4 separate regions of the Homo sapiens genome follow, and all the other regions are linked to region 2. A link is a contact called in ENCODE Hi-C data. All regions are on one chromosome and are shown on one strand. The core of a region is the stretch at or near the end of the contact, and the rest is flanking DNA. Distances in the headings are between cores, read along the strand shown.

What was found. Hi-C counts contacts between places; a loop is a spot of excess contacts on that map. Pooled maps may share reads with other maps.
Region 1: a map of ascending aorta shows a loop between it and region 2 (15-fold over the local background). The contact joins two enhancer-like sites. A Hi-C loop is called at or near these places in 11 of 168 maps with a recorded cell type or tissue (aorta, ascending aorta, esophagus muscularis mucosa and 7 more) and 20 of 50 pooled maps.
Region 3: a loop to region 2 is called in a map of vagina, with 6 times the contacts of the local background. The contact joins the promoter of LINC03112 here to the enhancer-like site in region 2. A Hi-C loop is called at or near these places in 2 of 168 maps with a recorded cell type or tissue (gastrocnemius medialis and vagina) and 7 of 50 pooled maps.
Region 4: a loop to region 2 is called in a map of CD4-positive, alpha-beta T cell, with 13 times the contacts of the local background. The contact joins two enhancer-like sites. A Hi-C loop is called at or near these places in 2 of 168 maps with a recorded cell type or tissue (CD4-positive, alpha-beta T cell and ovary), 1 of 37 single-sample maps with no recorded cell type and 8 of 50 pooled maps.

Annotation. Positions count from the first base shown.
Region 1 is chrX:2,320,949-2,327,754 of GRCh38, forward strand. All of the region lies in intron 3 of DHRSX (dehydrogenase/reductase X-linked), which reads right to left. LOC124905239 (a long non-coding RNA gene) reads left to right here and starts at 87. Exons shown (of 3, transcript XR_007068382.1): 1 at 87-968. Within about 2 kb of position 4,288, at least 14 of the 41 ENCODE cell types and tissues checked have a DNase peak (open chromatin) inside an H3K27ac peak, as active enhancers do; they include ascending aorta, where a contact is called at or near this core.
Region 2 is chrX:987,489-993,628 of GRCh38, forward strand. No RefSeq gene overlaps it. Among named protein-coding and RNA genes, the nearest start is that of CRLF2, 220 kb to the right of the region's middle. Within about 2 kb of position 2,708, at least 11 of the 41 ENCODE cell types and tissues checked have a DNase peak (open chromatin) inside an H3K27ac peak, as active enhancers do; they include ascending aorta, where a contact is called at or near this core.
Region 3 is chrX:2,605,123-2,611,176 of GRCh38, forward strand. It overlaps LINC03112 (long intergenic non-protein coding RNA 3112), which reads right to left and starts at 4,045. Exons shown (of 2, transcript XR_001755779.3): 1 at 3,984-4,045. MIR6089 (microRNA 6089) reads left to right here and starts at 4,069; the gene lies at 4,069-4,132. It also overlaps the pseudogene CD99P1. RefSeq lists an enhancer at 3,416-3,940.
Region 4 is chrX:2,628,243-2,634,957 of GRCh38, forward strand. It overlaps the pseudogene CD99P1. Among named protein-coding and RNA genes, the nearest start is that of LINC00102, 16 kb to the left of the region's middle. Within about 2 kb of position 1,914, at least 11 of the 41 ENCODE cell types and tissues checked have a DNase peak (open chromatin) inside an H3K27ac peak, as active enhancers do.

The DNA.
Region 1 (6,806 bases), core at 3,038-5,537, 1.3 Mb after region 2:
CACTTCAGAGTGTTCGCAACATCCGGGGTTACTTAACCCTGTGGCTTGACAAGCAGCAGAGATTTGCAAACAATGATAGCTTCTGTGCCACTTCAGCCGAACACTGGCTCTGAAAACAGCCTCAGTATCTGACAAGCTCTCATTCCTGGGCTTGTGGCGTGGCTGTCCATTGAGAGAGCCTAAGTATATCTTCATGCCGAGGGGATGGGAGCATTTATATAAATAAATGTTTGCACTGATTACAGCACTGCTGCCAAAGAGCTTGATGGGCGATGATGATCCGATTTCGCCATGGCAGCTTATGTTTACAGAACCCGGCTCCATTGCAGACAGGACATCGAATGTGTAACGCAGTATTTAAATGTCCACTGACATTTACAGCTCGTGTCAGCCCAAGAGGGAAGAGGCGTTGGTGTCCCAGTCTGCCAAGGAGGGCTCCTGCTATGGAATGAATGGTGTCACCCCGAATCTCATGTGTGGAAACCCTAATGCCAAAGGGGATGGTATTTGGAGACGGAGCCTTTGGGAGATGATGATGTTTACATCAGGTCGTGAAGGTGGGATCCTTATGTTGGGATTCGTGCCCTTGTAAGAAGAGACACCAGGGCACACATGCTCCCTCGTGCTCCACCCCCCTCTCTCTCTGCCCTGCGAGACCATCTGTAAACCAAGAAGAGGAACCTCTCAAGTACCCAACCATGGTGCCACCTGGATGTAAACATTTCTGCCTCCAGTACTATAGAGAAATAAATTTCTGTTATTTATGCCACCCCATCTATGGTCCAGTTAACCCTTAAACAACACAGGTTTGAATTGCACGGGTCCACTTCTACGGGCATTTTCTTCTACCTCTGCCACCCCGGAGCCAGCAAGACCAATCCCTCCTGTCCGCTCTCATCTTAGGCTACTCAAGGTGAAGACGATAAGGATGAAGACCTTCATGACGATCCACTCCCACTTCAGAAATAGTAAATATATTTTCTCTTCTCTATGATTTTTAAAAATTTAGTTTGGTGTCCTTTTTTGTTTTTAATTATCTTTCCATAAGTGATTGGGGTACTGGTGGTATTTGGTTACCTAAGTTCTTTAGTGGTGATCTGTGAGATTTTGGTACACCCATCACCCGAACAGTATATACTGCACCCTATTTGTAGTGTTTATCCCTCACCCCCCTCCCACTCTTCCCCCCCAAGACCCCAAATTCCATTTTATCATTCTTATGCCTTTGTGTCCTCATAGCTTAGCTCCCACGTAACACTGAGAACATACGATGTTGGTTTTTCATCCCTGAGTTACTTCACTTAGAATAAAAGTTCCTTATCAGGCGTGGTGGCTCAAGCCTGTAATCTCCACACTTTGGGACGCCAAGGCGGGTAGGTCACCTAAGGTCAGGAGTTCAAGACCAGCCTGACCAACGTGGTGAAACCCTGTCTCTACTAAAAATACAAAAATTAGCTGGGCGTGGTGGCGTGCACCTTTAGTGCCAGCTACTCGGGAGGCTGAGGCAGGAGAATCACTTGAACGTGGGAGGCGTAGGCTGTACTGAGCAGAGATCACACCACTGAACTCCAGCCTGACTCCAGGGCAACAGAGTGAAACTCCATCTCAAAAAAAAAAAAAAAAGAATGAAAGTTCCTTATGATTTTTGATTCTCAAAGTTCCTTATAAGGCGATTCTCCTGCCTCAGCCTCCTGAGTAGCTGGGATTACAGGCGTGCGCCACCACGCCCGGCTAAAAAAAAACAAACAGCATTTTCTTTTCTCTAGCATACTTTAATAATACAGTATACAATACATAAAACATACAAAATATATGTTAATCGACTTTATGGTATTGATAAGGCTTCTGCTCAACAATAGGATATTCATAAGTTTTGGGTGAGTCAAAAGTTATCTTTGGATTTTCAACTGTGCCAGGGACGTGTGTGACGCCCCTAACTCCCACATTGTTCAAGGGTCAACTCTAGTTTTTTGTTGTTGTTGTTGTTGTTTTTGAGATGGAATCTTGCTCTGTCGCCCAGGCTGGAGTGCAATGGTGTGATCTTGGCTCCCTGCAATCTCCGCCTCCCAGGTTCAAGCGATTCTCCTGCCTCAGCCTCCTGAGTATCTGGGATTACAGGCGCCACACCCAGCTAATTTTTGTATCAAGGTCAACTGTATTTTCTTGCAACAGCCAGAGCTGACTAAGACAGTCTTGAAGCTCAAAGAGGTACAAGAACCTACCCAAAGTTATCCAACCAACAAGCACCTGGAAGGCAGAATAAAGACTCAGGTAGCCAAGCGCCATAGCCACACCATGGTAGAGCTATTCTGCCTTGTAGAGATGCATTGAATCTGTCACAGGGTGAATACATCTCCAAATGCATTTGAAAACTCCTACGGGATGCTACAGAAACACGTGAGGGAAGAGTGGGTGTGGACATACTCTCCATCTGTTACACTCAGAGTACTCCAACTACAGGAGTGAGATGCCTCAAGACAGGCCAAGGCAGAAACAAGCATCACTATGAACCCCAGAATAGATATGTTTTTTGGCCAGACACGGTGGTACACGCCTGTAATCCCAGCACTTTAAGAGGCCCAGGTGAGAAGACTGCTGGAGGCCAGGAGTTTAAGACCAGCCTGAGCAACAGAGGAAGATCCCATCTCTACAAAATATTTAAAATATATACATAGCTGGGAATGATGATGCGTACCTACAGCCCCAGCTACTTTAGACACTGTGGTGGGAAGATCACTCGAGCCCGGGAGGCTGAAGCTGTCGTGAGCCACAGTCACACCACTGCACTCCAGCCTGGGTGACAGAGTGAGATCCGGTCTCGAAAAAATCATCATTATCGTCACAGTAATGAGAGGAATTTTAGGTGATAGGTGGTTACTAATTTCAAAAATAGGGGCTTCCGGTTTCTCCTCTAATGATACAGGGGTTAAGAAGAAATGACTTAAGCAGATAGTAAAAATTAGCTGGGTGTGGTGGTGCACACCTGTCATCCCAGCTACTTGGGAGGCTGAGATGTGAGGATCACCTGAGCCTCGGAAGTTGAAGTTGCAGTGAGCCATGATCACACCACTGCACTCCAGCCTGGGTAACAGATGGAGACCCTGTCTGGAAAAAAAAAAAAAAAAAGATTTTGCACAAAGTTTTACGATGACTCTGCTTTGTAATTAAAAGTAATTTCTGCTTTGTTGGTGATTTCTCACACATTTATCTGGTAGACCAGATACCTGCATGTGATAGGGTAAGAAGGACCCATTTCCCTCCAAGGAGAACAGCATTGCAAGGGGGTTGAGGACGCATGCATGTGGAATCCAAACATTGAATGCACTGAGACGGCGCTGCATGAAGCCTGTCTGTGAGTTTATGATGAAGCTGCACAGAGCTCCGTAGGCGGCTCTCACTCCTCTCTCTCAGCCTTTGGCTTCAGTTTAATTGCATACACACCCTTCAGAGCTGCTCGGGGCCCCCACTTCTTCAGCCTTCTGGCATTTTTCTAAGAAACACTAAACCTCTTTCCAACGTTGCCCTTGGATTTTGTGTGCACGTCTTCCAGCCCTTGAGCTGCTTGACCTGTGCTTGCAAGGGTTCCATAACACTGGATAGGACAGAAGCTCCGCCCAGCCCCAGGTGAAAGCTCTGTGCTCTTCAGGGACCATGTCCTATTCACACTGTCTCCCTCACATCTAATACAGTCATGATACTCGGCAATATAGTACTCCACCCAACAGGCAACTCAGAGTCTGCCAGTGATACAGGAGTTAAGAAGAAATCACTTAGGCAGACAGTAAGGGTATGGGAGTCCTCGGCAAGGCTTTTTTCTTTTCTTTTTTTTTTTTTTTTTGAGATGGAGTCCCGCTCTGTCGCCCAGGCTGGAGTGTAGTGGCGTGATGTTCGCTCATTGCAACCTCCGCCTCCCGGGTTCAAGCAATTCGCCTGCCTCAGCCTCCTAAGTAGCTGGCATTATAGGTACGCACCACCAAGCCCGGCTAATTTTTGTTTTGTTTTTTTTTTTTTTAGTAGAGACGCGGTTTCACTGGTCAGGCTCGTCTCGAACCCCTGACCTAATGATCCACCCGCCTCAGCCTCCAAAAGTGCTGGGATGACAGGTGTGAGCCACTGCGCCCGGCAGCTTTTCTCTTTAACGAAAAGCAGCCCCAAGTCATTTTCTAACAATGAACAGCCTGTCAAGTCGAGCTGCAGACATACACAAGCCAGCTGGGAGCTTGTACGGGTGAATGTCGGGAGGACCTAGGGACTAGACACGTTCAAGATGGCGGCTCCATCTTCCCGGGAGGAACTAACGACTAGACACGTTCAAGATGGCGGCTCCATCTTCCGGGCAGGAACTAGGGACTAGACACGTTCAAGATGGCGGCTCCATCTTCCCGGCAGGAACTAGGGACTAGACACGTTCAAGATGGCGGTTCCATCTTCCCGGCAGGAACTAGGGACTAGACACATTCAAAACGGCGGCTCCATCTTCCCAGCAGGAACTAGAGACTAGACACGTTCAAGACAGTGGCTCCATCTTCCCTCCTCTTTGTCAGCCACATGTAAAGTAAGAAAAACAGGACCGAGAGCCCCGACCAACTACAAAGCCCATTTGCATAACCGATTAGGGTGGGCAACCAGCCTTTCCTGTGGGCTATGTAAATGTCATGCTTGATGGAACCAATCTCTCGGAGAGCCCCGACCAACTACAAAGCCCATTTGCATAAACGATTAGGGTGGGCAACCAGCCTTTCCTGTGGGCTATGTAAATGCCATGCTTGATGGAACCAATCTCTGAGCTCTATGTAAATGAGACACCGCCTCCTCAAACTGGACTATAAAATCCATCACATTTGGTGCCAGCTGGTCCTTTCCGCTCGGAGACCCCTTTCTCTATAGAGAAAACCATTTCTCTTTCTCTTCTCCTGATTAAACTTCCACTCCTAAACTCCTCGTGTGTGTCTTTGTCCTAAATTTTCCTGATGCCCAATGACGAACCCCAGGGTATATACCCCAGACAACGTAGCCACTTCACTAACATGTAGAGAGCTTGCGCATTTTAATTCCTATCCTCACAATAGGCAAAGAGCAGAACATACTGAAAATCAGCAACTCTGCGATCCATCAGAAAATAGAGATCACAAGACGAAATGCTGCCTGAAGACTGGACAGACAGGTGGCAAGTGGAATTGTGCTTGTCTAGGAGTTCCTGCTGGAGCCAGCACCTGATGGACACATTTGCAGGGTAATTATTAAACAGCTGCAGGCTGACAGTGGACAAGCCTAAGTAAGTTAAAAACTCCTGGCCAGGCATGGTGGCTCGCACCTGTAATCCCAGCACTTTGGGAGGCCAAGGCGGGCAGATCACCTGAGGTCAGGAGTTCGAGACCAGCCTGGCCAACATAGTGAAACCCCGTCTCTACTAAAAATACAAAAATTAGCCGGGCGTGGTGGCAGGCACCTGTAATCCCAGCTACTCGGGAGGCTGAGGCAGGAGAATTGCTTGACCCTGGGAGGTGGAGGTTGTAGTGAGCCCAGATCGCACCACTGCACTCCAGCCTGAGTGACAGAGCGAGACTCTGTCTCAAAAAACAACAACAACAGAAAAACTTCTGGGGGCCCATCTTAGAGGGGACCTTGTACTTTCACAAATTTTACCTCCGGGAGCTCCACCAGGTTCCCAGGGTGAAGATCAAAGAAATATCCAGTTGTGTGTTATTGGGGGAAAGTAACCACTTTGCAATATTCCTAGGGAGACAGTAGCATTTTGAAGTATGCCCAAAGCAATCCGTGTCCTCTCTGCCCTCAAAGGAAATTACTTTAGCGCAGTCAAAGTGAACTGGGGGAAGGGAAATCTTCTATTTCAGTTTTTCTTTTTTTTTTTTTTCTTTCCAGGCAGATTTTCACTCTTGTTGCCCAAGCTGGAGTATAATGGCGCAATCTCGGCTCACTGAAACCTCCACCTCCAGGGTTCAAGCGATTCTCCTGCCTCAGCCTCCTGAGTAGCTGGGATGACAGGTGCCTGCCACCATGCCCGGCTAATTTTTCGTATTTTTAGTAGAGATGGGGTTTCGCCATGTTGGCCAGGCTGGTCTCGCACTCCTGACCTCAGGTGATCCACCCGCCTCAGCCTCCCAAGGTGCTGGGATTACAGGCGTGAGCCACCGTGCCCGACCAGATTTCAGTTTCTATTAGCTTTCAACAACACTTTTCGTGCATGAGTGACGCTGGCGGCCATGTACTCAGCCATTCCATCAAGGTTCCAAGCAGCAAAGCTGCAAAATGGATCTGACTCCTTCAGTGAAGAAGAGTCTCCCTGAATGCATTGGAAACACTCATGAGATGCTACTGAAGCAAGTAAGGGAAGCCTGACTGTGGACATGCTCTCTGTCTCTTAGGCTCACAGTACTCCAACCACAGAAACGAGATGCCTCAAGGGAGGCAGAGGCAGAAAGAAGCCATCACTATAAACCCAAGAATAAAGCCAGCAGAGCTACAGTGATGGCCTGTGTGCTGCAGGTGAGCATCACCTTGTTGTAAGGCCACAGGCTTTCCTGGCCACCCTGCTCAGTTGGCCTCGTGGTGGGAGTCACTAGACTCAAGATAGACCCAGCCAGACCATCTGGTTAGAGCTACCCAAGGAAAAGCCATTGTCAGCACAAAGTCACTGGAGTCTTAGAATGCACAGCTGTGATGGGCTGATTCCTTCTCCCAAATCCCTATGTTAAAGCCCTAACGCCCAGGACCTCAGAATGTCACCATATTTGGAGATAGTCTTTAAAGAGGTGATTAAGGTAAAACAAAGTCACCAGGGAGGC
Region 2 (6,140 bases), core at 1,458-3,957:
AAAAAAAAAAGATTATTAAGAAAGCAAAGTGCTGAAAGTACTGAAGGGATGGGTTGCTGTGGAACGAGAGACTTGGAAAAGAAAAAGACACAGAGACAAAGTATAGAGAAAGAAAAATGGGCCCAGAGGAACCAGCGTTCAGCATACGGAGGACCGGCGCCGGCACCGGCCTCTGAGTTCCCTTAGTATTTATTGATCATTATCTGGCGTTTCTTGGAGAGGGGGATGTGGCAGGATAATAGGATAATAGTGGAGAGAAGGTCAGCAGGAAAACTTGTGAACAAATATCTCTGCATCATAAACAAGGTAAAGAAAAAAGTGCTGTGCTTTTGATGCACATATACATAAACATCTCAGTGCCTTAAAGAGCAGTATTGTTGCCAGCATGTCCCACCTCCAGCCCTAAGGCGGTTTTCCCCTATCTCAGTAGATGGAATGTACAATCGGGCTTTACACCGAGACATTCTATTGCCCAGGGATGAGCAGGAGACAGATGCCTTCCTCTTACCTCAACTGCAAAGAGGACTTCCTCTTTTACTAATCCTCCTCAGCACAGACAGAATAAGGGGTTCCCAAAAGTAAGAGGAGGAACGCGTCCTCCCTAGGTACAATATTCATTTATATATATGATTTAAAAAAAGATCATGGGCAAGCCGGGCGTCGTGGCTCACGCCTGTCATCCCAGCACTTTGGGAGGCCGAGGCAGGTGGATCACCTGAGGTGGGGAGTTCGAGACCAGCTTGACCAACATGGAGAAACCCCGTCTCTACTAAAAATACACAAATTAGCCAGGCACGGTGGTGCATGCCTGTAATCCCAGCTATTTAGGAGGCTGAGGCAGGAGAATCGCTTGAACCCAGGAGGCGGAGGTTGCAGTGAGCTGAGATCACACCATTGCACTCCAACGTGGGCGACAGAGCAAGACTCTGTCTCAAAAAAAAAAAAAAAGAGAGAGAGAGAGATCATGGGGAGATGTGCTCGTCTATAAGGATTTGTGATAAAGGATTAGTTTTCTTAATTACTATATATATATGTATATATAAATTTTTTTGAGACAGTGTCTCAATCTGTTGCTCAGGCTGGAGTGCAGTGGCACGATCTCAGCTCACTGCAACCTCCAACTCCCAGGTTTAACTGATCCTCCCACCTCAGCCTCCTGAGTAGCTGGGATTACAGGCACACACCACCACACCCGGTTAATTTTTGTATTTTTAGTACAGACAGGGTTTCACCATGTTGGCCAGGCCTGTCTTGAACTCCTGACCACCGATATCTGCCCACCTTGGCCTCCCAGAGTGCTGGGATTACCAGCATGAGCCACCGCGCCCAGCCCTGCACCTCCCTTTTAATTCATATAAGGGTGGGCTTGCAATATACTTCCAGGCCAAAGTTTGAGCTCAAAACTTGCATTTTCAGACATTACTTTGAAGCGTTTGAATAACAACAAATGCTTGGCAGCTGCAATACCATTATTTACTCTACCTTTATTTCATTATTAATGTGCTGTTCTCAGTATATTAACATGAAGCGTTGGCTGCGGTCAGAGATGGAGATTTTATTATTTATATGTAACAAATGTATTCATTAATAATTGAATTACACAGACAGCACACAAATAAATATAGCAAATTATTAATTTATAACACACTGGGGGGGATTTATAAAATTCCAGTAAATACAGTCTTTAATCAACTATAGACTTTTTTAAAAAAACACTTTATATTAGGATTCACATCTTGTTTATCTTCCTTTGTTGTATATTTCTGTATTTGCGTATTAGCAGATATAAGCTACATTTAAAGATAGTATACATATATCTCTTTTTCTTTTGTAGAGATAAAGTCTCACTATGTTGCCCAGGCTGGTCTCAAATTCCTGGTCTCAAGTGATCCTCCTGCCTTGGCCTCTCAAAGTGCTGGGATTATAGGCATGAGCCACCATACCAGGCTAGTATACATATTTTGTTAAAATAATACAGATAATATAATATAGTATAATACAATATGTAGGAGATATAGCTCAGAAAACAGGTTTACTGAAATGGTAGACAAAGATAGTGAGTAAATTAATGAATTCACTGTGGCTAAATCCACTAAGTAGGACTCAGCTTGTATATCTAGGTATCATCAACCATTTGATTGATTTGAAATGCCCAGTTTCCAAGTCTAACCATTGTTGAGGATGTATAAATTATACTGAACTTGAAGTTGACAGAGTGCAAATTATTTTGCATGCATTTTACAGCAAGGACCGAGCCTCAATTTTTTTTTTTTTTTTTTTGGCATCGTGAGAATTGAAATAAAGACATTTATATAGGAGTTAAGAAGAAATCACTTAGGCAGATGGTAAGGCTATGGAAGTCCTTAGTAAGGCTTTTCTCTTTAATGAAAACCAGCCCCAAATCATTTTCTAACAAAGAGCAGTCTGTAAAATTGAGCTGCATCGAGCTGCAGACATAGACAAGCCAGCTGGGAGCTTGCACGGGTGAATGCCGGCAAAACGTAGGGACTAGACACGTTCAAGATGGCGGCTCCATCTTCCCGGCAGGAACTACGGACTAGACACCTTCAAGATGGCGTCTTCATCTTCCCGGCAGGAACTAGGGACTAGACACGTTCAAGATGGCGGCTCCATCTTCCCGGCAGGAACTACGGACTAGACACCTTCAAGATGGCGGCTCCATCTTCCCGGCAGGAACTAGAGACTAGACACGTTCAAGATGGCGGCTCCATCTTCCCTCCTCTTTGTCAACCGCATGTACAGTAAGAAAAGCAGACAAGATGGCGCCGATCAACTGGAAATCCCATTTGCTTAAGATTAGGGTGGGGCGACCAGCCTTCCCCACGCACTCTATGGATGTCATGCCGGATGGAACCAATCTTTGAGCCCTACGTAAATGAAACACCGCCTTCACCAGCCTGCCTATAAAGTCTGCAGAGGTCAGGTGCCTCCCACCTTTTTGGCTCTCTTTCTCTCTCTCTCTCTCTCCTTCCCTCCCTCCCCTTCCCTCCCCTTCCCTCCCTCTCCCTCACTCTCCCCCACTCCCTCTCCCCCTCCCCCTTTCTCTCTCTCTCTCTCTCTCTCTCTCTCTCTCTCACAAGGAGCTGCTCTCCTCCTTTCTTCTGTTGAGACGTGTGTGTGTCTGTCTTTCTGTCTCTTTCTCTCTCTCTCTCTCGCAAGGAGCTGCTCTCCTCCTTTCTTCTGTTGAGACGTGTGTGTGTCTGTCTTTCTGTCTCTGTCCCTCTGTCTCTTTCTCTCTCTCTCTCTCTCTCTCTCTCTCTCTCTCGCAAGGAGCTGCTCTCCTCCTTTCTTCTGTTGAGACGTGTGTGTGTCTGTCTTTCTGTCTCTGTCCCTCTGTCTCTTTCTCTCTCTCTCTCTCTCTCTCTCTCGCAAGGAGCTGCTCTCCTCCTTTCTTCTGTTAGGACCTGCGTGTGTGTCTGTGTTTCTGTCTGTCTCTGTCCCTCTGTCTCTCTCTCTCTCTGTCTCTGTGTCTCTCAGTCTGTCTCTCTCTCCCTCTCTCTCTGTCCATCTCTCTCTCTCTGTCTCTCTCTCTGTCCCTCTGTCTCTGTCTCTCTGTCTCTCACAACGAGCTGCTCTCCTCTCTCCTTTCTTCTGTTTGGACGAGTGTGTGTGCCTGTGTCTGTCTGTCTGTCTGTCTCACTGTCTCTCTCTGTCCCTCTGTCTCTCTCTATATCTGTCTGTCTGTCTCTTCCTCTCTGTCTGTCTCTCTCTCTGTCTCTGTCTCTGTCTCTCTCTCAAGGAGCTGCTCTCCTCTCTTTTTTTCTCTTCAGACTTGTCTGTGTGTGTGTGTCTGTCTGTCTGTCTCTCTGTCTCTCTCTGTCCCTCTGTCTCTCTCTGTCCCTCTGTCTCTGTCTCTTTCTCTATCGCAAGGAGCTGCTCTCCTCTCTTCTGTTTGGACCTCTCTGCTTGTGTGTGTCTGTGTGTGTGTGTGTGTCTGCCTCTCTCTCTCTCTCTCTCTCGCAAGGAGCTGCTGTCCTCTCTCCTTTCTTCTGTTCAGACCTCTGTGTGTGTGTGTCTCTCTCTCTCTCTGTCTCTGTGTGTGTCTGTTTCTCTCTGTGTGTGTCTCTTTGTATCTGTGTGTTTGTGTGTGTCTGTCTCTCTGTCTCTGTCTGTCTGTCTGTCTTTCTCTCTCTCTCTCTCTCTCTCTCGCAAGGAGCTGCTCTCTTCTCTTTTCTCCTGTTTGGACTTGTGTGTGTGTGTCTGTCTCTCTCTGTCTGACTGCCTCTCTTTGTCTCTGTCTCTCTATCTCTCTGTCTGTCTCACAAGGAGCTGCTCTCCTCTCTCCTTTCTTCCCTGTCCTCAATTATTTCTCAGAGTGAGACAAGGAACTCCAGGGTATACACCCCGCACGACGTAGCTGTTTCCAACACCAGGGGTCTTAGCTAGAAAAAGTGAGTGTATGTAATCGTCAGCATTTGCTACTGATGACAGAATAGAACAAATTCTGCCAAGAGATTTAAAGAGGTTTATTCTGAACCAATATGAGTGCTGAGCGCCTGTGCTCCAGGATTACATGGTCTCAAGAGATCTGAGAAAGTGTGTTCAGGAGGTCTGGTTACAGTTCCATTTTTATTTATTTATTTATTTTTATTTTTTTTAAATCGAGATGGAGTCTCACTCTGTCATCCAGGCTGGAGTACAATGGCGTGATCTCGGCTCACTGCAACGTCTGCCTCCAGGGTTCAAGCAATTTCCCTGCCTCAGCCTCCCGAGTAGCTGGGATTACAGGCCCCTGCCACCACACCTGGCTAATTTTTTGTATTTAGTACAGACGAGGTTTCACCATATTGGCCAGGCTGGTCTCAAACTCCTGACCTCAGTTGATTCTCCCACCTCGGCATCCCAACATACTGGTATTACAGGTGTGAGCCACCGCGCCCGACCTACAGTTCTATTGTATATATTTCAGGGAGACAGGAATTGTAGGTAAAATCATAAATCATTACATGGAAGGTATACCTTGTTTCGGCCTTAAAGATGAAACATCTCAAAGTGGGTTCCTACGAGTCACAGGTAGGCTTTAGGGATTCTTTAGTTGGCAATTGGTTGTATAAAACATAAAAATGTAAGGCCGGGCATGGTGGCCCACGCCTGTAATCACAGCACTTTGGGAGGCTGAAGCGGGTGCATCATCTGAGGTCAAGAGTTTGAAACCAGCCTGGCCAATATGGTGAAACCCTGTCACTACTAAAAATACAAAAATTAGCTGGGCCTGTAATCCCAGCTACTTGGGAAGCTGAGGCAGGAGAAACACTTGAATCCAGGAGGCAGAGGTTGCAGTGAGCTGAGATTGTGCCACTGCACTCCAGCCTGGGTGACAGAGTGAGGAAAGAAAAGAAAGGAAGGAAGGGAAAGACAAAAAGAAAAGAAAGAGAAAGAAGGAAAGAAAGAAAAAGAAAGGAAGGAAGGAAGGAAAAATAAAAGGAAGAGAAACAAAGGAAAGAAAAAAGGGAAGAAAGGGAAGGGTAAGGAAGAGAAGGGAGAGGGGAAAGAAAGGAAGAAAGGAATGAAAGAAAGGGAAAGGGGATAGAAAGGAAGAAAGGAATGAAAGAAAGGGAAAGAGGGAAGGAAAGAAAGAAAGAGAAAGAAAGAGAAGGAAGGAAAGAGGAAGGAAAAGGAAGGAAGGAAGGAAATATTTTTGTAGACGCAGTGATATGGTTTTGCTGTGTCCCCACCCAAATCTCAAATTGCAGCTCCCAAAATTCCCACGTGTCATGGGACTTACCCAGTGGGAGGTAACTGAATCACAGGGCAGGTCTTTCCCTTGCTGTTCACACAATAGTGAAGACGTCTCATGAGATCAGATGGTTTTATAAAGGGGACTTTCCCCTTTTCTCTTGCTTGCCACCATGGAAGACATGACTTTGCTCCTCCTTTGCCTTCCGCCATGATTGCGAGGTCTCCTCAGCCATGTGGAACTGTGAGTCCGTTAAACCTCTTTCCTTTATCTTTTACCCAGTCTCGGGCTGGGCGCGGTGACTCATGCCTGTCATCCCAGCACTTTGAGAGGCCGAGGCAGGAGGATCACCTGAGGTCGGGAGTTCAAGACCAGCCTGCCCAACGTGGAGAAACCCTGTCTGTACTAAAAATACAAAACTAGCAGGGCGTGCTGGCACGTG
Region 3 (6,054 bases), core at 2,795-5,294, 1.6 Mb after region 2:
TAAGCATATCACATCTGTAATCCCAGCACTTTGGGAGCCGAGGTGGGTGGATCAACTGAGGTCAGGAGTTCGAAACCAGCCTGGCCAACATGGTAAGAGTCGCTTGAACTCAGGAGGTGGAGGTTGCAATGAGCTGAGATCCCGTCACTGCACTCCAGCCTGGGTGACAGAGTGAGATTCCGTCTCAAAAACAAACAAACAAACAAACAAAAAACCAGAAAACCTAAGCGTAAAAATACTCAGATTTTCCTGTTTCTTTCTTTATGATGGCTTCTGTGTCACGTAAAACCTAAATACATGGGCCTGCTTTTCTCTTGCTATTGTCTTTTGTTCTAGGGGCCTTAGTCATGAACCCAATGATGGGTGAGGAAATATATTTCTCTCTCACTGCTACCCTGCCATTACGACAGGCCACAGGCAGCACTTCCAGCTGCTCCGTGGATGTGCTGCAACTTGAATTTGAACTTATTTCAAGTTCTTTGCCTTCAGAATGGTCAGGAATAGAGCCCATCTTCCAGGTGAACCACAGCCCCATCATGTCAACAGGTTTAGACGCAATGACATTGGAGAGGCTTGACTGCTGAAAGTGAAGAAGGAAAGTGCTTCCTAGGATAGAGTTTGTAAAGGAGCTTAAATCAGTGATGTCTTCTTGCGTCCGGTCCATGCCAATGCGCAATTTCATTTTGTTTCCCTCTTTACAGAAGAGGCTGGTCCCTGACTCTCTGGAACTGTATGCATGAGATGTTTCTCCTGAATCTACAGAGACGTAAATCCCCATGACTCAAAGACAGAATCTGTGAAATTTTACTGTCTGATCTGGGAACAGTTTTTAGGATGTCATTGTCATCTGTTGATTGGATTTTGAGTTGACCCCCAAAAGTTCAGATAAAAAACATGTGTCTCAGCAGATCTGGTAGGCTGTGCCCCTCTTCTTCTTCTTCTTTTTTTTTTTTTTTGAGATGTAATCTTGCTCTGTCGCCCAGGCTGGAGTGTAGTAGTGTGATCTGAGCTCACCGCAACATCCGCCTCCCAGGTTCAAGTGATTCTCCTGCCTCAGCCTCCAGAGTAGCTGGGATTACAGGCACTCACTGCCATGCCCAGCTAATTTTTGCATTTTTAGTAGAGATGGGGCTTCACCATGTTGGCCAGGCTGGTCTCGAACTCCTGACCTCAGGTGATCCACCCACCTCGGCCTCCCAAAGTACTGGGATTACAGGCATGAGCCACTGTGCCTGGCCTGCCCTTCTTTTCTTGCATGTCTCTGGCTGGTATTTAGTGTGCAAACATGGCATCACTGGTACTGTACTAGCCAGCTGAAAAGACGCATACACAGGCTCACACACTAAGTTATTGCCAAATTAATTATTGCTGTAAAAATGCTTTGCACCACTGAGGGGGCACAGACCATGAAATTTCCAATGTATGAACTCTAGGCTACCAAATACTGTTTACCTTTGGGCGCTGTGAACCCCGAGGAAAATTCCAGTGATTTGGGGGCAGTCACAAGGCAAAGTGGTCCAAATGGCCTGAACTCAAAATCAAAGAGCCCTTCGTTTTGATCCCAGTCCACTGCTAATGAACTCTATGGCCCTGTGTTGTTTTCTTATCAGCAGACGTGAGCTAATAAGTCCAATATCCATGTATCACAATTGTTTCCCAATGAATGAACACACAGAAAGTTACACAATACAAAAATGTCAGGTAAAAATTTACTTGTTTGTCCATCAATCCATCTATTCACTCATCCATCCACTCATCCATCTATTCTTCTTCTACCCACCCATCTATCCAGCTATCTATCCGTCTGTCCACTTATCTATCCATCCATCCATTCGTCCATCCATCCATCCATCCATCCACCCACTCATCTATCTCTACCCATCCATCCAGCCAGCCAGTAATCTGTCCACCCATCTATCCATCCATCCACCCACCCACCCATCTCTCTCTACCCCTCCAGCCACCCAGTAATCTGTCCATCCACCTATCCTTCCAACCATCCATCCACCCACCCATCCACCCACTTATCTATCTGTCCATCTATCCATAGATCAATCCGTCTATCCCCCCTTTCATCCATCCATTTATTCATCTGTCCATTTATCCATTCCTCCACCCACCCATCCATTCATCCATTTATTCATCTATGTATCCATCCATTCATCCATCCACCCAACTATCTATCCATCCAATCATCCACTCATCTTTCCATCCATCCACCCATTTATTCATTCATCCAGCCATCTATCTCTTTATCCATCCTTCCAGCAAGTGATCCATCCATTCACGCATCCAGATGGCTGTCTGTCCATTCATTCATCCATCCACCACTTCCTACCCCCAGACCCATCTATCCACCCATCATCCACTGACTTCAAAAGCTTCATTTGATCGTCTGTGCAGCAGACATGGTGTGTGATGCTCTGACACCTCTTAAGTGCTTTGGTTGCCCACAAGAACCTCACGGGAGGTCTCTAAGTTGGGCTCAGACCTTGGTAATGAAAACCAGAAATAAAAGTGATTTAAAGAAAGCTGATAGAAACCTAACTTTAGCAAATGGTAAGATAAAAATGTACTCCTTTGTCCTGTAAAAGAAGTTGGGAATGTGAGTCGGGCTGGCACAGCCGTCCTGCTGTATCATCAGCCACCCTGATACCTTTGCTCAACGTGTTCTGCCATGCTTAGAATACAACTTCTGGCCGGGTGCGGTGGCTCATGCCTGTAATCCCAGCACTTTGGGAGGCCGAGGTGGGCGGATCATGAGGTCAGGAGTTCGAGACCAGCCTGGCCAACAAGGTGAAACCCTGTCTTTACTAAAAATACAAAAAGTAGCCTGGCATGGTGGTGCATGCCTGTAATCCCAGGTACTGGGGAGGCTGAGGCAGGAGAATCACTTGAACCCGGGAGGCGGAGGTTGCAGTGAGCCAAGATTGTGCCACTGCACTCCAGCCTGGGCCACAGAGCAAGACTCCATCTCAAAACAAACAAATAAACAAACAAACAACACACAGACAACTTCTATCCTGTAGGAGACTTCCTGCTTCGAACTGGCTGCTGGGACTCCAGCCATCACGTCATTATCCCAGGCAGGTTCAGGATGAAGCAAAGACCAAAAAAAAAAAAAAAAGAAAGAAAAAAGAAAAATGATTCTGCCTCCAGGAGTGGAGTGCATAGTTAGACTGCTGCATTCCTCAAACCCCTGAGGTGGGCCCCAGGGTGCGGGGCCAGCCCCTCTGGCCTTGCCTGTGTCTGATCCAGGGGCACAGGTGGCCTGGGGAGAGACGGAGTCACCCGCAGGCCTGAGACAGCACAAGACCAGTGTTACCGAAGGGCCCCTGACGCAGCCTGCTGGGGTGAGTCGCCAAGGACCAGGACTCAGCCAGGCGACCCAGATAGGGGTCTTACCCCCAACCCCAAACCACGACCACAAGTCCTCACTCCCAACCCTGTCTCTGAGCTTGCGGCAGAACGTCCTTGGTCCCGCGCAGAGCGGGTATCCGCAGTGTGTCTCAAAGCCCCCCACCCCCGCCATCTTTCACCACTGAGCGCCCCCAGCTCGGACGCTCCAGAAAGGACCAGGGGCCGTGGCTGCCTGTCAAGGCCTACGCCTTTCTAAGCAGGGAGGGGATTGCACTTTGCACCCCTTGGGGATCGCCCTGAGCGCCCCGTGAGCAGCTGGAAGGGGGCCCCATAGTTTTCCGAGCAGAGGAGCAGGAAGAGTTTCATTTCCTCCCCGTTGGGGCTGCCTGGGGGGGGTGCCTGTTAGGAACAGAGAGGGGACAGCAAGGGCGGGCGCGGAGAGGCCCACACCTCTCCAAGAAGGGCAGCGGTTTCTCTTGGCTCCAGGTAGGGGCCGCCCTGGGGCGTGCATTTAAGGGGCTGTAGAGAGGGAGGGACCCGCACTTTCCCGAGAATGTTGGGGGTTTCACTTTGCTCTAGTTGGCGGCATCCTGGCGACGGGCTTGTGGGCGGGGGGCACTCACAGTTTCCTGAGAAGGGAAGGAGGGCGTCCCGTGGTCCCCTCGGCGCGGCCCGAGCCACCTCCGCCCGCCCCCTCCTCTGTCCCCTCCCCGGGCCCGGCGTTCCCTCCCCTTCCGTGCGCCAGTGGAGGCCGGGGTGGGGCGGGGCGGGGCAGGCGCAGCCTGGGCTGAGTTTGCAGGGCTGCTCCCCTCACCCAACCCCTTCGAGTCCTCCGCGGGCTCCGCCCCACCCGGCCCGTGGGGGAGGTTCCGTCCCGCCGCCTTCGCCCGCGCGCTGCACTCGCGGACGATCTCTGCTCGCCTTGGGCGCGCCGTGGCGCGCGGGGCCGTGCTGGCGCTGCGGCTCCTCGGCCTGCTCCGCCGTCTGGTGGCCGCCCCGGTGAGCGAGCGGCGGGATCCGGGTGGGAGGACGCGGGGGGTGGCGCGGGCTGGGCCTGGGGATCCGCCTGGGGATGTGGGGTGCAGGGGCGGGGCGCCCCGCGGGGACACCCGGCCCCTCTTCCGTGCCCGGCGGGACGCGCTGTGCCCACGGGGACCCAGGTCCGGAGGAGGCGCCCACTTTCTCCCCAGCGCTCTTCCTGGGGCCAGGTGGGAGCCGTTTCAGAGGAAAAAGCCAGCGTTTCTTTCGTAAACCAAAAAGTATCTGGGACAAGTCCCAATCCTTTTGAGTTGATTCGGCGAAGATCAGGAAGGAGCCCGGGAGACGGGTCTATGCCTTTCTCCAAAGATACTATTGAGAGCTTCGGTATTTAAAGGGGGAAAGCACGCTGGAGGGGAAAGAAGGAGGAAGGCTCATTTTACCGAATTCACCTGTTGCAAAAGAAAAGCAGCAGGTAGAATAGTCAATTATGTATTTGTCTTGCGCTCACTAAATTGGCACTTTACTAAGATAAGGTCAACAGAGAGTTATTGCACTGTCTGCTTGGGAACAGAAGGAAAGACAGCTTCCTGCCTGACTCAGCTTCCAGCTTTATTATTATTATTATTAATTATTTTGGCAGAGTGAACTGGGGTTCCAAGTTTTAATTTTCCTTCTACAGTTTGCAGAATCGCAAACTCTTAAATTTAGGGGAACCTGGGGAAGAGGTGGCATCCGATTCCCCCCCAACCCTGGTGACGTTCTTATGGATCTTATGGATACTGCAGTCTCTCTTCTCTTTCTGTCTCTCCTCTCTTCTCTTTCCTTTCTCTCTCTCCTCTTCTCTCCCTCTTCCTCTCTCTCTCCTCTCCTCTCTCTCTCTTCTCTCCTGTTCCCTCTCTCTCTTCTCTCTCTTCTTTCTCTCGCTTTTCTCTCTCCTCACTCTCCTCTCTCCCTCTCTCTCCCCTCTTTCCTCTTTCTCTCGCCTCTCTCTCACCTCTCTCCTCTCTCCCCTTTTCTCTCTCTCCCCCTCTTCTCTCTCTCCCCCTCTTCTTTCTCTCCTTTTCTCTCTCGTCTCTCTCTCCTCTCCTCTCTCCTCTCTCTCTCCTCTCCTCTCTCTCCTCTTTTCTCTCTCCCATCTCTCTCTCTCCTGTCTCCTTCTCTCTTGTCTCTCGCCTTTCTCCTCTCTCTATCTCCTCACTCTCTCCTTCTCTCTCCTCTCTCTCTTGTCTCTCTCCCGCCTCTCTCATCTATCTCCTCTCTCTCTCCCCCCTCTCCTCCCTCTCCTCTTTCTCTCCTCTATCTCCTCTCTCCCCCTCTTTCTCTCTCCTCTCTCTCTCTTACTCCCTCTTTTTCTGTCTCATGCTCATCTTTTACTGTTTTCACCTGAGGGAAGAGTGATGAGAAGATAGGAATTCACGTTTTCTGAAGTATTTAGAAACGTGGGGCCGTGGTGTTTTCTCCACCTGTTTTTGGGTCATTCCTTCCTCATTTCTCAGAACATTGGTATTAACAGCTCATTTCCCTCCTTTAAGGGCTGACTTTGACTTAGCGATGCCTTTCCTGATGGAGGAAACAGTGAGTAACTTTTTAAAGTCTCCTCTGTTGCTGACTTTGCTGATTGTCATTGAATTATTATCATTTTCAAGACATCTCTTTTGCGTGATAAATGGATTGAGTTTGGACAGTGGGAACATAGGAAGTATATGTGTTGTT
Region 4 (6,715 bases), core at 664-3,163, 1.6 Mb after region 2:
TCTGTGACTTCTGGTCACAGATATTTTGAGTGTATGTATAGAAAAAAGCAGTTGTTCCTACACATTCAGTGTCAGAAGTGAAGGATGAGAGGGGAGAGGGGTGTGCATGTCAAAGGAAAAAACAGCTTTTCCCCCCTGTACGTGAGGTCACAGCAAATTTGCAAGATTCAGTGCATGGTGAGAGAAGCAGGCAGCCGCTGACATCCAGGGGCTGGCCTGGCTCCCGCTACCTGGCTTGGGGTTTCCTGTTGGACCTAAGAAATGTCACAGACAGGACATTTTTAAAGTCAATAAGAAATGTCAGACAAGAGCACTGTGATGAAGTCAAGAGACCGTGGGTTGTGCTTTGGCTGGTTCTTGATTTATTTCTGCTCAAGGCAATCAGTATGCCAAGGTGGCATATTTCAGAGTGTCACGTAATGATCTACATTCTTATTCAGGGTGGGGTGTCCTGTACCCCATCAACTGGAAGGTTGTAGCACTTCCTGCTTTCTAGACATGGTAAATGAACTCCCTGGGTCACTGGGAAAGTTGTAGCACTTCCTGCTTCCTGGAGATGGTAAATAAACTTTCTGTGTCACATGGGAGGTTGTAGCACTTCCTGCTGCCCAGAGATGGTCAATGAACTTCCTGAGTCACTGGGAAGGTTGTAGTACTTCCTGCTTCCTGGAGATGGTAAATAAACGTCCTGGGTCACTGAGGAGGTTGTAGCACTTCCTGCTTTCCTAGAGATGGTCAGTGAACATCCTGGGTCACTGGGGAGGTTGTAGCACTTCCTGCTTCCTAGAGATGGTCAATGAACTTCCTGGAGATGTTAAATAAACTTCCTGGGTCACTAGCGAAGTTTGTAGCACTTCCTGTTTCCTGGGGATGGTAAGAGAACTTCCTGGGTCACTGGGGAGGTTGTAGCACTTCCTGCTTCCTAGACATGATAAATGAACTTCCTGGGTCATTGGAAGGTTGCAGCACTTTCTAGTTTAGAGGGACATTATAACACTTCCTGGTTTATCTGGAGATTGTAATGCTTTCTGATTCATAGGGACATTGTAAAACTTTCTGGCTCACATTGTTACATTTCCTGGTTCAAATGGATAATAGTAGCACTTCCTGGTTCACAGGGACATTGTGACACTTCCTGGTTCTTATGGGTAATTGTAGCATTTCCTGGTTCACAGGGACATTGCAACGCTTTTTGGTTCATACACATAATTGTTAGCACTTCCTGATTCCCAGGGACATTGCAACACTTCCTGGTTCATAGGGATAATTGTAGCACTTCCTGTTTCATAGGGACATTGTAATACTTTCTGGTTCATACGAATAACTCTAGTACTTCCTGGTTCATATAGATAATAGTAGCAATTCCTGGTTCACATGGACATTGCAACACTTCCTGTTTCACAGAGACATTGCAACACTTCCTGGTTCATTCTGATAATTGTATAACTTCCTGGTTTGCAGGGACATTGTAACACTTTCTGGTTCATATGGATAATAGCACTTCCTGGTTCATAGGGACATAGTAACATTTCCGGGTTCATACATACGGATAATTGTAGCACTTCCTGGTTCATACGGATAATTGTAGCACTTCCTGGTTTGCAGGGACATTGCAATACTTCCTGGTTCATATGGATAATTGTAGCACTTCTTAGTTTTTAGGATCATTGTGACACTTCCTGGTTCATAGTGACACTGCCACACTTTCTGGTTCATATGGATAATTGTAGAACTTCCTGGTTCATAAAGACATTTGGAACCGTCTGGTTCATAGGGATAATTGTAGCACTTCCTGGTTCATAGGGACATTGCCACACTTCCTGGTTCATCTGGATAATTGTAGCACTTCCTGGTTCATAGGGAAATTGTGACACTTTCTGGTTCATAGTGACATTGCCACACTTCCTGGTCCATGTGGATAATAGTAGCACTTCCTGGTTCGTAGGGACCTTACCACACTTCCTGGTTCATCCAGATAATTGTAGCACTTCCTGGTTCATAGGGATATTGCCACACTTTCTGGTTCATATGGATAATTGTAGCACTTCCTGGTTCATATGGATAATAGTAGCACTTCCTGGTTCACAGGTACATTACAACACTTCCTGGTTCATTCAGATAATTGTAAAACTTCCTAGTTTGCAGGGACATTGTAACACTTTCTGGTTCATATGGATAATTGTAGCACTTCCTGGTTCATAGGGAAATTGTGACACTTTCTGGTTTATAGTGACATTGCCACACTTCCCGGTCCGTGTGGATAATAGCACTTCCTGGTTCGTAGGGACATTGCCACACTTCCTGGTTCATCCAGATAATTGTAGCACTTCCTGGTTCATCGGTAAATTGTGACACTTTCTGGTTCATAGTGATATTGCCACACTTCCTGGTTCATAGTGACATTGCCACACTTCCTGGTCCATGTGGATAATAGTAGCACTTCCTGGTTCATAGGGACATTGCCACACTTCCTGGTTCATCCAGATAATTGTAGCACTTCCTGGTTCATAGGGATAGTGCCACACTTCCTGGTTCATAAGGATAATAGTAGCACTTCCTGGTTCACAGGTACATTACAACACTTCCTGGTTCATTCAGATAATTGTAGAACTTCCTAGTTTGCAGGGACATTGTAACACTTTCTGGTTCATATGGATAATTGTAGCACTTCCTGGTTCATAGGGAAATTGTGACACTTTCTGGTTCATAGTGACATTGCCACACTTCCTGGTCCGTGTGGATAATAGCACTTCCTGGTTCATAGGGACATTGCCACACTTCCTGGTTCATCCAGATAATTGTAGCACTTCCTGGTTCATAGGGATATTGCCACACTTTCTGGGTCATATGGATAATTGTAGCACTTCCTGGTTCATATGGAAAATAGCACTTCCTGGTTCACAGGGACATTACAACACTTCCTGGTTCATTCAGATAATTGTAGAACTTCCTAATTTGCAGGGACATTGTAACACTTTCTGGTTCATGTGGAGAATTGTAGCACTTCCTGGTTCATAGGGAAATTGTGACACTTTCTGGTTCATAGTGACATTGCCACACTTCCCGGTCCATGTGGATAATAGTAGCACTTCCTGGTTCATAGGGACATTGCCACACTTCCTGGTTCATCCAGATAATTGTAGCACTTCCTGGTTCATAGGGATATTGCCACGCTTTCTGGTTCATATCGATAATTGTAGCACTTCCTGGTTCATATGGATAATAGTAGCACTTCCTGGTTCACAGGTACATTACAACACTTCCTGGTTCATTCAGATAATTGTAGAACTTCCTAGTTTGCAGGGACATTGTAACACTTTCTGGTTCATATGGATAATTGTAGCACTTCCTGGTTCATAGGGAAATTTTGACACTTTCTGGTTCATAGTGACATTGCCACACTTCCCGGTCCGTGTGGATAATAGTAGCACTTCCTGGTTCATAGGGACATTGCCACACTTCCTGGTTCATCCAGATAATTGTAGCACTTCCTGGTTCATAGGGATATTGCCACACTTTCTGGTTCATATGGATAATTGTAGCACTTCCTGGTTCACAGGGACATTACACACTTCCTGGTTCATTCAAATAATTGTAGAACTTCCTAGTTTGCAGGGACATTGTAACACTTTCTGGTTCATATGGAGAATTGTAGCACTTCCTGGTTCATAGGGACATTGTAACACTTCCTGGTTCATAGGGACATTGTAACATTTCCAGGTTCATATGGATAATTGTAGCACTTCTTAGTTTTTAGGATCATTGTGACACTTCCTGGTTCATCTGGATTATTGTAGCACTTCCCGGTTTATAGGGAAATTGTGACACTTTCTGGTTCATAGTGACATTGCCACACTTCCTGATTGATATGGATAATAGCACTTCCTGGTTCATAGGGACATTGCCACACTTGCTGGTTCATCCAGATAATTGTAGCACTTCCTGGTTCATATGGATAATAGCACTTCCTGGTTCACAGGGACATTGTAACACTTCCTCTTTCATTCCGATAATTGTAGAACTTCCTAATTTGCAGGGACATTGTAACACTTTCTGGTTCATACGGATAATTGTAGCACTTCCTGGTTCATAGGGACATTGTAACATTTCCAGGTTCATACAGATAATTGTAGCACTTCCTGGTTCATAGGGACATTGTGACACTTCCTGGTTCATATGGATAATTGTAGCACTTCCTGGTTTGCAGGGACATTGCAATACTTCCTGGTTCATAGGGATAATTGTAGCACTTCTTAGTTTGAGGGACATTGTGACACTTCCTGGTTCATAGTGACACTGCAACACTTTTTGGTTCATATGGAAAATTGTAGTATTTCCTGGTTCATAACGACATTTGGAACCGTCTAGTTCATAGGGATAATTGTAGCACTTCCTGGTTCGTAGGGACATTGCCACACTTCCTGGTTCATCTGGATAATTGTAGCACTTCCTGGTTCATAAGGATAGTTGCAACACTCCCTGGGTCATCACCCCCATCCTGCCATCTGCTCCAGCCCTATGCAGCCACTCAGAAATCTACTTCCTATCCCATGGATTTGCCTATCAGGGGCATTTCAAACGGCCTCCCATGTGGTTTTGTGCCTGGCTTCTTTCACTCAGCATAATATTTTCGAGGTCCATCGATTTTGTACCATGCATCAGAATTTCATTCCTTTTGATGGCAGAATGACATTCCATTGTATGGGTAGACCACATTTTGTTTATCCATACACTTGTTGTTGGGCATTGGGTTATTTCCACTGTGTAACTACCATGAATAATGCTTAGCACTTAGCATACGGTTAAGACTTCTATGTACATACTTGTCTGAGTAACTGTCTTCAATTTTTTGGGTAAATACCCAGGAGGGGAATGGCTGGGTCATATGATAACTCTATGTTTAACCATTGAAGGATCCGCCAGGCTGCTTTTCAAAGCAACCGCACCATTGCACCATCCCACAAACAATATAAGAGTGCTCCAGTTTCTGCACATCTGAGCCAACACTTGTCACTGTCCATATTTGTCATTAGAGCCATCCTAGTGTGTATGATGGGCTATCTCATTGTGGTTTTGATTTGCATTTCCCTGATGACCAGATAGGTTGGCTTTCAAGTTTTCATGTTCTTTCTTCTTCTCTGTCAAGTAGATGAGTAATACTTAAATAAATATTTCTTACTCAGCATTTTGATGTATTTATTCATAGCCTTATTAATGCTTGACTTTATTTGTTTATCTCTCAGATATGGGTCTCTAAATGTCAGTTTCAAGAAGGAACTGTGTTTTGTTCAACTCCAAAATCCCCAGATCTATCTAGGACACTGCCTGAAACACAGAAGGGGTTAAAAAAATATGGATGAAATATAATAGCAAATGCATGTCCTATTTTAAAATATCGACAGTTATTCTATTTGCAGAACAATAAATTCAATGTGAAGACTAAGATACTGTTGATTATTTATGTGTGTATGCTCGTATATGTATATATACATACATATGTGTGTATACCTCTACATGTATGTATAGGTATGTATAGGTATACATATGTATATGTACAGACATATGTATAGGTATACATATGTATATGTACAGACATATGTATAGGTATATACACATATACAAGCATATATATATACATATGCAAGCATACCCACATTATGTACATATATGTAATATATATATATATACACACTCACATATACATACACACACACATATATTTACACATATCTTTATAAAACACAGACCTAGGATATTTTCCCTAGAATCAGGTCCAAGGCAGATAGTTGAAAAATGTCTGATTTCTAATTTGTGGTTGAAATAAAACTAAGAACATTTCATTATTTTCATCATGATTTATTTTGCTGACTTGTTGAACATATGCAGGCTTGTTACCTGGGTGGACTGTGTGATGCTGAGGTTTGGGGTATGACCGATCCCATCACCCGGGTAGTGAGCATGGCACCCAATAGGTAGTTCTTCAGTTCTTACCCTATCCCTCCCTCCACCCTCTAGGAGCCCCCAGTGTCTGTTCCTCTCTTTGTGTCCATGAGTACCCAATATGTAGATCCACTTATAAATGAGAATGTGCAATATTTGGTTTTCTGTTTCTGGATTAGTTTGATTACAATAAGAACCTCCAGCTCCATCCACGTTACTGTAAAGGACGTGGTTTTGTTCTTTTCTGTGGCTGTGTAGTATCCCACAGCGTCTATGGACCACATTTTCTTTATCCAGTTCACCCTTGATGGGCATTTAGGTTGATTCCATGTCTTTGCTATGGGGAATAGTACTGTGATCAACATGCTTGTGCAGGAGTCTTTTTGGTAGGATAATTTATTTTCCATTATGTATGTATCCAGGAATGGGATTGCTGAACTAAATGGTAGTTCTCTTTTTAGTTCTTTGAGAAATCTGGGAGATATGTCTTGGAATGAACTTCATATAGCTTTTTACTGCCTCCCTTTTAAAATGCTTCCAGAAGGCTGTCCCTTATTTGGTGCACAGAAACTGGCTAAAAAATAAATGTGACCAGCTGGGAGTGGTGGCTCACGTCTGTAATCTCAGCACTTTGGGAGACTGAGGCAGGTGGATCACCTGAGGTCAGGAGATCAAGACCATCCTGGCCAACATGGTGAAACCCCGTCTCTAGTAAAAATACAAAAAATTAACTGGGCGTGGTGGCGGGCGCCTGTAATCCCAGCTACTCAGGAGG